Linked DNA regions of Homo sapiens: region 1 is linked to region 2. A link is a contact called in ENCODE Hi-C or POLR2A ChIA-PET data. All regions are on one chromosome and are shown on one strand. The core of a region is the stretch at or near the end of the contact, and the rest is flanking DNA. Distances in the headings are between cores, read along the strand shown.

Region 1 (4,916 bases), core at 2,062-4,561, 99 kb before region 2:
GAGAATGAGTTGGTGAGGGAAAAAAATGAATGACTAGAATGTCCTTCTTAGAATTATCTCCCTGTCTGAAATTTATCTTTCTAGGAACAGATAGCACCTCATTTTTTTTCTGAGAAAGATTTAGGGATTATTTCTGCCATATATTGTTTTAACTCATATTATCAACCATTGCTATTTTATCATATGTTATCTTGTATTATTCCACAACTATATAGGTTTGTATGTGCATATGTAGCATATGTATAGACGCATAATTGCCTCCAAGAGCATAATCCTTTTGAGACAGACATTGTACTTTTGGTGAGAATTGAATTAAGTGAATAAATGCAAACTCCTGCAACCACATCTTCCCCCAACTTTTCACAAAGCTAGCCATAAGGAAAAAAATGCAAAGCAAGACAGCAGAAACAACCAAAACTACGTCTTCTACAGGACTCTCAAGTACTGAGAGAATAACTGAGTTCAGTATTTGTCTCCTATTGCCTTAGAGGAGGACATGGCAAATTTTCACGGGCCATGTTTCCTGCAGCTTTCATGGGAATGTTTATAGAGAAAGGAAGTGCGTTAAAGAAAGCAAAAATAGGGAGTGGAAGGTGATAGTCTGCATCTGTGTTGTCACTTTCAGGCTAACTTTGTTGCCAACCCTTGCACTTAAATGCTTGCACACCTTTAGGAAGTTTTAGTGGGTGATAGCTATGAAAATGCAAGCTATTGTTTTTGGTAATAACCCGATATTATTATGCCATCATTTAGCGCTCATTAAAGTAAACCAGAAAAGTTATATTGGGAAAACAACTTTTTCTGTACCTTAAAGTGTGCTACGTCTGAGCAATTTATATGGTTCAATGTACAAGTTTTCCTTTTCTAAGCTGTTTTTCTTTATTTTCCAAATTCAATGTGCCAAGCAGATGACTGATTTTGGAAGCAATAACAATGCATTACACTGCATTGTACAAGATTCTCAAAATAATATTTTTGAGGAGTCAGTGGTCAAAATAGACATCAATTTAGATACACAAAAGCAATGGAAATTTAAAAGATTGACATTTATATTTCAGGAAATGTATACATTTTATATGTTTATATTTTTATTCACATTTTATACTTCATATTTTTACCCCAGAGGCAATAATACAATCTTTTATATATTTTCCTAAAATCATCAAACATTATATCTGCTCTCCATGTTTCCATTGGCTTTGTTAATGTTTATCAATGTAACACTCCCCTTTCTGGTTTTCATTATTTTCATCTAATTTTCATTACAGTCACATAACAAGAGAAAGGAAAAACTAGTATTTGGCTTTGAAATAACAGGTTTTAATTCCCTCTTAAGCACAGATTTCCATATTAAAAATATCTAAATTTTTAGAATCAATAGGTGAACTCCAACTAAACATTCTCTTATTAATATCAAGTTTATTTTAATCTTTTAGTCAGTGAATAATGATTTGTTTTTTTAAGTAAACCTGAAATTTAATTTTGAATGGTTTGAAAAAAATAGATTGACTTCTACATATTAATTTTTGCAAAAACTACTTTACTTTTGAATAATTTATACAGAACACTTTTATAATGATGAATTTGATTTAGACAGACTCTAGCTCTTTTTCAGTGTGCATTTAGCACTTATTTTCTCTATAAGTGAGGACAGCAAATAATATTTTAACAAGCATATAATCAGACATCTACAATTCAAAGGCTTCTGTCTAGTGCTAGCTACCTAAAATAACCTATTACCAAAGCCTTTCTTTACAATGTACTAGAATAATCTTTTTTCTTCTTCTTAATTCTGTTACATAAATTTATTAGGAGCTCACCAATATCCTTCCTTTTCAGTCTTCCAGCAAACATAAATGTAGGTGAGAAAAAAAGAATGAGTTAATTCTTTTTTTTCTTATGCTGAATTTTAATATCTTTTAAAACCAATAAATATTTGTCCCCACATTTTTCATCTAAGAAAGTACATAGGTTAAAGGACTGGAGTGAATTCTTTTCATGCAAATTTCTGTGATGGTAGACATATAGATTGCTGGGAAAAGTCGGCCACTACTGCTCACTGTTTATGTGAAAGTTCCCAAAACCCCACCTTGAATCACAGCAGAAAGTCTGAATTGTACACTGAGAGGATTAAAAACTTGTTCTGGCCATATAAACAGATCTGTCCATATATACTATTTTCTTCATTAAAGTGTTTTTCTGAATTTAATTTAAATTGCCTCCTTTAATATAAAAATTTCCCTGAACCCAAGAGTACATGTCAACTCCCCATGTGAGCCCATCTTCTTTGTACCTCTAACCTGGAGCAACTGAGTTTTGACCTCAGCACAGTCCCATTGTCAACATCAGGGAACACTGGACTGTTAGCTGTGGCTGGACTCAGACAAAAAATTCTCCAAAAAATACTTTTGTATTGTTCTTTCCCCCCAACCCCTGTGATAGGATTCCATTGAATGTTACACGTGATGTTATTTCCACTTAATCTTTTCTACTATAGTTTTCTCAAATTTCATATTATTCCATGTTTTATTTGTTATACTCTAAAGTCATTCATTTATTTTACCTGTGTTATTGCACTTTAAATTCACTCATTTAAGTACAGATGTTATTAGGATTCACTTTGGAAATTAAAGCATATAACATTCACAACATAAGTGAAAATAGCCTCTATGGAAAATCTCAGTTTCATAAAATAAAATATATAATCTATAACCTTCAAACAAATGAAAGTTAATTTTTCCAACAAAATCTACATGCCATATTCTAAGCAGGAATTACCTCCACCTTATGTTTTTTATTTTTATCCTCACTATTTCCTAATTATATTTTGTAACACCAGCCAAAATCTGTACTTAATACCCAGATTCTTCTTGAATATCTTCATAGAACACTATAAAGACAAATAAATATATAAGTATATATTTATATCTATAAATATATTTCTGCTAATAAACGTATGAAATAGATTTCTGTTAATAAACATGAAAACTTTAAGTAATCACATTATAGTAAACAAAATGTCTCAGAGATTTTCACTGTTTTAATAATCACGCAGTGCATTTCTTACATCCTAATTTTAAATTTTAAACAGTAAAAGAAAATACCTTACCCCAAAAGTTTTCTGGCCATGGACTCCCTAAACTTGTTGTGTTATTAGCCATAATATCCACAAGAAATAGAAGAAAGAGAAGAAAAACAGAAAGAAAAACCAGTATGTCGAAAAAAAGCAGTTTGATTCTATCTCTTTGTAGTACAGCAAGAGAAAAATAATTTTTACACAACCCCTCATATACTTGTGTTCGCATAAAAGGAAATAAGTGTATCATGTTTCCTGCTTTTATACTCAAATTAGCAACTGTTTTTCTTATCTTGGAATTCCACATGGTTCCTGAGACACAAAACAATGTCCTTTTCATCATTTCCTCAGCTAAGTTCCTAAGTTCTCTCCTCTCAGCCACCTCCAAAACTGCTTTTAGGATAACAGGGTTGTGTGTGTGTGTGTGTGTTTGTGTGTGTGTGTGTGTGTGTTTCCTCATCCCCTACTGACATGGAAAGGAAGACTCCAAACTCTCAGCTACAGCACCTTGAATTAAATGTATACAGAATTGAGAAATAGACCACGTTCCAATGCTTGAAAATTAAATTTATATAGTAAATTGGGGGAAAGGACTATTCAAAACTCAGATACTTACTAAATTCTTTGTTGTTGTTGTTGTTGTTGTTTTTGAGACTTAGTCTCGCTCTGTCGCCCAGGCTGGAGTGCAGTGGTACGATCTCGGCTCACTGCAACCTGCCCCTCCCAGGTTCAAGCGATTCTCCTGCCTCAGCCTCCAGAGTAGCTGGGATTACAGGCGCGTGCCACCACACCCGGCTAATTTTTGTATTTTTACTAGAGATGGAGTTCCACCATGTTGGCCAGGCTGGTCATGAACTAGGCCTGACCTCAAGTGATCCACCTGCTTTGGCCTCCCAAAGTGCTGGGATTACAGCCATGCGCCACTGCGCTCGGCCACTATATTCTTAACATGTCTGTTTCTCTATTTGGTATACAAATTTTGAAAGTTATTTAATTCATTTCATAAATATCTAAGTGTAATTTATATAAAATTTGTGTTACTCTTTACTTAGTATTTAGTATGAAAAAACAGTTTCTACATTGAAGAAATATATTTAAAATCAAGGAGGGAAAACATAAATGCAAAATTTTTCATTACAAAGTTTGTTAAGTGCTATAACAAAGGGTACAACGATCTCAGGAATTTGTTTTTTATAGAGAAGTTTGAGAACTGATATAGGAAAGAGTTACATGAAACATTTTGAGAAACACAAGTTAGTTAACATTTCAAGAGTCTTTCCTCAAGCTTTGCTTGTTTAGACTGGATCCTCTGAGGACTTTGGAGGCACTGGAAATTGTGAATAACGTGTCAAACTGCACCTAGTAACTGCGCTAAACTGCATTCCATGATCTGGCTTCATCAATCTTTGAGTAACTCTAGCCTGAACTCTTGCATATATCTTGTATTAATCATATTCTAACTTATTAGTCATTAGAATATGACTTAGTGCAAAGTAGTATTCCTCTTTGTGAAGTCTGTAATATATTCCTGAGTAGTTCTAAGAAAACAACAAAAAAAGACAGTTATATTAATTTTTGCAGTCCTGCTTCTTCCAAAATGAGGTTGTTTCTGATCAGTCTCATTTTTTTGTGAATTTAAGTATAAATTTATTAGAAATTAAAATATAAATCATCTAAGAGAATTATAAAACGTCATAGAAAATTTAGAGAATTCACTGAGCAAATATAAAGACTCACCTCTATAATATTCTTGCTAAAGTTTATTTTCAAATAATCCAGTAAATAAAAGCTCCTACTATTACTTAACAGACAAAAAGGGCTTACATTTCAACAGTTGTCT
Region 2 (5,091 bases), core at 186-2,685:
CCCATCTCTTCGTTTCTCTGAACATCAAGGAAAATTTAGACCTGAAGCAAAGCCAAGAAGAAAGGGAAACATGAACATGAAAATTGGAGCTAAATGATTGTCATTAGTTAAGAGAGAAATACAGAAGTAGATTTTCAGCAGATCCATTTGTTTCTTTTTTGCATTATTTGCCAGCAAACAGATACTTCAACCCCAAGGGAAAAAAGTTACCATAGCTTCTACTCATCCGTAATCAGCCTTAAAATTCTGCACTTAAGTTTCTATGTAAGACAAAGGAGAAGATGCCAAAAAGAAAGGTTTCTGTTTGCTTTTTAAAAAAATAGGAACAATTTTAAAATTGTGAGCTTTTTAAAAAAAATTATCACCCTTTACCAGCCATTTGAGTAAAAAGTATTGTTTGGATTATACATTTTATACCCCAGTGTCTAAAAGAAAGCCATGCATAGGTGAGATCTGTTTGGACTCTCAGTTCCTTCTCACCTGGGTCATGGCAACTGTTCCTTAGCCTCTCGCCATCTGTTGTTTTGTTTCGTCACCTCTTCTGAGGTTTGTGCCGTATCAGAGCTATCCTCCTGTTAAACTGTTCGCCTTTGTTACATACTATATGTGAAGTCATAGGGCTTGTCAACTGCTACTGCATTTAATGGAGTCGTCAGTCCTGATGAGTATTACTGGACTTTGCTGGCTCTTGTTGGCACTAAAGGGGAGACATTTTATAGAATTTACTGAATCTCTTCAGGTCTCACATTATTTTTTGGTTCAACCCAAGTCGTACCTTTTACCTTCCAGGTAGTTCTTGTGTCTCCAGTTACCTCATCTTCTACATTTCACCTACCAGATATCATTTCATGTAGTTCATCTTCATCTATTGACTTGTAGCACCTTGTTAGAGTGTTTGTGTCTGACTTTCTATGCTATAGGATACGTATATGATTTCATAATGCCATTGCTTTTGTAGGATAAGTAAACAATAGAAGACATAGCAATGTAAAGAAAATAATACCCTTGAATACACTTGACTCAAATGAATCTGGCCAATGGATTTTAATTCTTACTATAGAAAGGCAGCAGAATTTTAGTTACATAATGAGCAGTTTTATAGTCAGTAGTTTGGGATTCTTACCAAAGGAATTGACCAAGCCTCTTTCAACTTTTCACAATTTATCCATGTTTATCTAAAAATTAGGCAAAAAACCCTGATGTATCTGGCTCTTGTAGACAGAGTGTCCACAGCACTAATTCCAAGCATTTATTGTTCTTTTGTCGTTATTCCTTTGGGAACCAAAGACATTTTTAGTTCTTTGATCTGATAGTGTCACCAATGTAGGACTGCTCAGCATGTCAAGGGCGGGAAGTGGGAGGAATTCTGGAAAGCCCTGTGGGTGTGTGATAACCTAATGCCATCAGATAAGTAGATCCAAATAGTACTGCACAAAGAGCATTCTTCCTCTGTATTCCAAGCACTTACTAGAGCAGCCTGCAGTGATGTTTTCCTTGGCAGGCTTGTGTAGTCATTATTAGCCAGTGGCTTGTCCATTTTAAAATTGGTGATCATTTGAGGACTCAAGGGGCTGGATTTAGTGTTTTTAATACATTCAGAACGATAATTTTTCTCTCCTGTGAATTTGTAGTATTGAAATTATTAAAGAAACAGTAAATTTCCTTGGACTGTGCTGTTTATTATCTCACGAGAAGGGTGAAAATTAAATCCAGATGTTTGTTCTCTATTTGATTACAGTATAAGACTCAGAAGAGGCCTCTGATCTATTAAGAAAGATAATAACATCACTTGAATTTGTTATTATTAGGCTTCTCTCTGTGACAAAGATGAACAGCAGCAAAACATCTGGATTAACATGGAAGCACAGCTAGATGAAAAATAACACTGTTAATTATATCATAAAATACTCTTCTTGGCTATTGTATTATCTGTCAGATAGATCACATATTGAATGTATATTTATATGTTACCTGCTTCTGTTTCTGCATACAAAGACCAGACTTACCCAGATTCAAGAATTTTGAATTCTTCAGATTCATCAACTGTGATGACTAATTGCCACATTGTCCCTTCTTGCACTCTACAAATGGCAGACTTTCTTTTAACTTTGCAAATGAAGAGGACACCACATTCCCATGATGCTATTTTGAAACTCTTGAAGCTGATTCATTATGGGAAGTATTGCTAAGAGACCATTGAGTTTATGAAAAACTGGCAAATGTGACTTAATTAAATTACTTAAAGAAGAATTGTTTTAATATTTTAATGTGTATATTCAGTTTCTGTATTAGTCAGTTTTCACACTGCTGATAAAGACATACCCTAGACAGGGCAATTTACAAAAGAAAGAGGTTTAACGGGCTCACAGTTCCACGTGGCTGGGGAGGCCTCACAATAATGGTGGAAGGTGGAAGACACGTCTCACATGGCAGCAGGCAAGATAAGAGAGCTTGTGCAGGGAAACTCCCCTTTATAAAACCATCAGATCTCGTGAGACTTGTTCACTATCATGAGAATAGCGCAGGAAAGGCCCGACCCCATGATTCAATTACCTCCCACCGGGTCCCTCCTACAACACATGGGAATCACGGGAGCTATAATTCAAGATTAGATTTGGGTGGGGACACAGCCAAACCATATCAGTTTCTGAATCTGTATATCTGAGCCTGAGCTTTTTTCTCCCTAAGGCCCAGGAAATATTTCCTTTTTCTTACCTCGTTTAAATGTAATAAGGGATGGTGCCTTCGTTACCACTTCATCAATGCAGTGATACTGATACTAAATTAGATGGAGCTCGTGGATCAATTCCTAGTCTTAGAAAAATGAAAATATGTATGTATTTATAAAAATCATCATGATATAAAAAGTAAATAATACTCACTACCATAGTTGCTATAGCGAAAGAAAAAGGGAGATTTTCTAGAGAAGAAAAACATCGCTTGACTATAATATATACTACATATTTAAGCATGTATTTTAGGGATTTTTCCTTATAAATATATTCATAATAGCTACAACAAAAGAAAGAATTCATTACAAGTAGCTGTTTCTTCAGTGGACATGCAGTCTATAATTGTATAATAGTCACATGGTCTCTGGAGTTTGTGCTCACTCATTCTGAACACAGCAGATATCTGGCTGCTGAATTAAATCCAATTCAACAGCCGTTTATCTTGTACTTGCCAAACTATAGGAGGCCAAGGCATGAGGATCACTTGAGGCCAAGAGTTCAAGACCAGCCTGGGGAACATAGTGAGATGCCATTTCCACAAAAAATAAAAATAAAAAAATTAATCAGACATGGTGGTGCACATCTGTAGTCCCAGCTACTCAGGAGGCTGAGGTGGTAGAAGGATCACTTGAACCCACAAGGTCGAGGCTGCAGTGAGCCCTGATCATGTCACTGCCCTCCAGCCTCGGAAACTAGAGTGAGACACTGTATCTAAGAAAAAAGAAAGTTTGAGGCAAACAGGAAAGTGCTTTAGGTAGTTTTAGTTACTGTAAGATGCACGTCTATTTAATGTTTAAAAATAAATTTCTCTCCATATGCTCAATGGGAAAACATGTTGCTCAAAAATCAAATGTCTGTTGGTTTACTAAAATATCTAGAGCCTCCCAGAGCAAGTGTGTGTAAATGAAATCTACCACTTCATATCAATTTAACAAAAATTTTTTATGCTATTAGAGAAATACCTATGATTGGAGAAGAGGGTAAGAGTGATCTTATTGAATTTTATTTTGTCTACCAATTTAGTGCCCACATTTTCCCCAGACATATGGAGGCCCTCATGTTCCTGGCACAGAGGATGAGCAGTTTTTGCTTGTGCCTTTGTCTGTGCCTTTAGAGAGGACCAGTCCTTTGTGAAATAAACCAACTGCTCTGGTAAGTTCGAAAGTCTGTAATGCCAAATGTATTTGACTGTCAAATTCAACAGGAAGGGAAGATGATAAGAAGAAAGATCTCTTTTCAATTAATTTTTAAACATGTTGTTTTGTGAATACCATCGTTAACAAGATATAAATCCTTTACATATCATGCTTCCCATACCTTTTCCTTTCATTCTGCTTACGTACAATACTTACCTTGAAAGTTAGCAGTGAACACTCCCAGTCACCATGCATAGTGGAAAGCTTCAAGAAATAAGAATAATAATAAAAAAGTTAAAACTATAATGATAACTTGGCCGGGCACACTGGCTCACTCCTGTAATCCCAGCACTTTGGGAGGCCAAGGCGGGCGGATCACTCGAGGTCAAGAGTTCAAGACCAGCATGGCCAACATGGTGAAACCCTGTCTCTACTAAAACTACAAAAATTAGCTGGGCATGGTGGCACACCCCTGTAATCCCAGCTACTCAGGATGCTCAGGCATGAGCATCTCTTGAACTCCTCTGGGAGGTGAAGGTTTCAGTGAGCTGAGATCGCCTGGGCAACACAGTGAGACGTCATCTCAAAAAAAAAAAAAAACAAACAAACAAAAAACTGTAATCATAACTTTTTAAAACAAGAAAATGGTCAAAAAATACCTCATAATGTAAAATTGGCCTTAAAGTAAATACTGACAATTGTTCTTCTCTAAGTTCCACCCAGGGACACAGATCACAAGAGGCTTTTTTTTTTTTTTTTTTTTTTTTTTTTTAGATTGCCCTTTTTGCCAGGCACACTCTTTTGGGATAGAAGTGCAAGGAATCAGAAAGAAATATGTAGAATCAACCCCTTGGTTCGAGCCCTCAGTTCTCCACTGTGATGGCCTGATCAGGGCAGCTAGCTCCATCTCTCTTCTCATTCTATGTACAAGCAGATGTAAGGACAAGGTCCCCATTTAGCTATTCAGGATATAGAATATTTGAAACATAATAGCATAGAATTTCAGAGTGGGACTAGACCTTAGAGAACATAGACCCAACAGCCGCATCGTACAGGTGAGGCAGCTGTGTGACCTTGAAGTTTACTGCTTTGTCAGAGCCTAAACTCTAGATTGGCTGCTGCTGTAAAGTTTCCAGAGTTCCCACTAGGGGCAGATGTAGAGCCAATTGCATTTTCCCACAACAGCTCTGTTAACAGATTTCTGTTTCAGTGTTTCCAAATTC

The links. Hi-C counts contacts between places; a loop is a spot of excess contacts on that map. ChIA-PET counts read pairs that join two places held with the same protein, here RNA polymerase II (POLR2A). Pooled maps may share reads with other maps.
Region 1: a loop to region 2 is called in a pooled map, with 2.3 times the contacts of the local background. The contact joins the promoter of MYCT1 here to the enhancer-like site in region 2. A Hi-C loop is called at or near these places in 2 of 50 pooled maps. POLR2A ChIA-PET finds 5 or more read pairs at or near these places in 2 of 52 experiments (RWPE1 and activated T-cell).

The regions. Positions count from the first base shown.
Region 1 is chr6:152,696,292-152,701,207 of GRCh38, reverse strand. It overlaps MYCT1 (MYC target 1), which reads right to left and starts at 3,311. Exons shown (of 2, transcript NM_025107.3): 1 at 3,110-3,311. The coding sequence starts at 3,305.
Region 2 is chr6:152,595,648-152,600,738 of GRCh38, reverse strand. The region is part of intron 3 of SYNE1 (spectrin repeat containing nuclear envelope protein 1); the gene reads left to right. Among named protein-coding and RNA genes, the nearest start is that of SYNE1, 39 kb to the left of the region's middle. Within about 2 kb of position 1,435, at least 2 of the 41 ENCODE cell types and tissues checked have a DNase peak (open chromatin) inside an H3K27ac peak, as active enhancers do.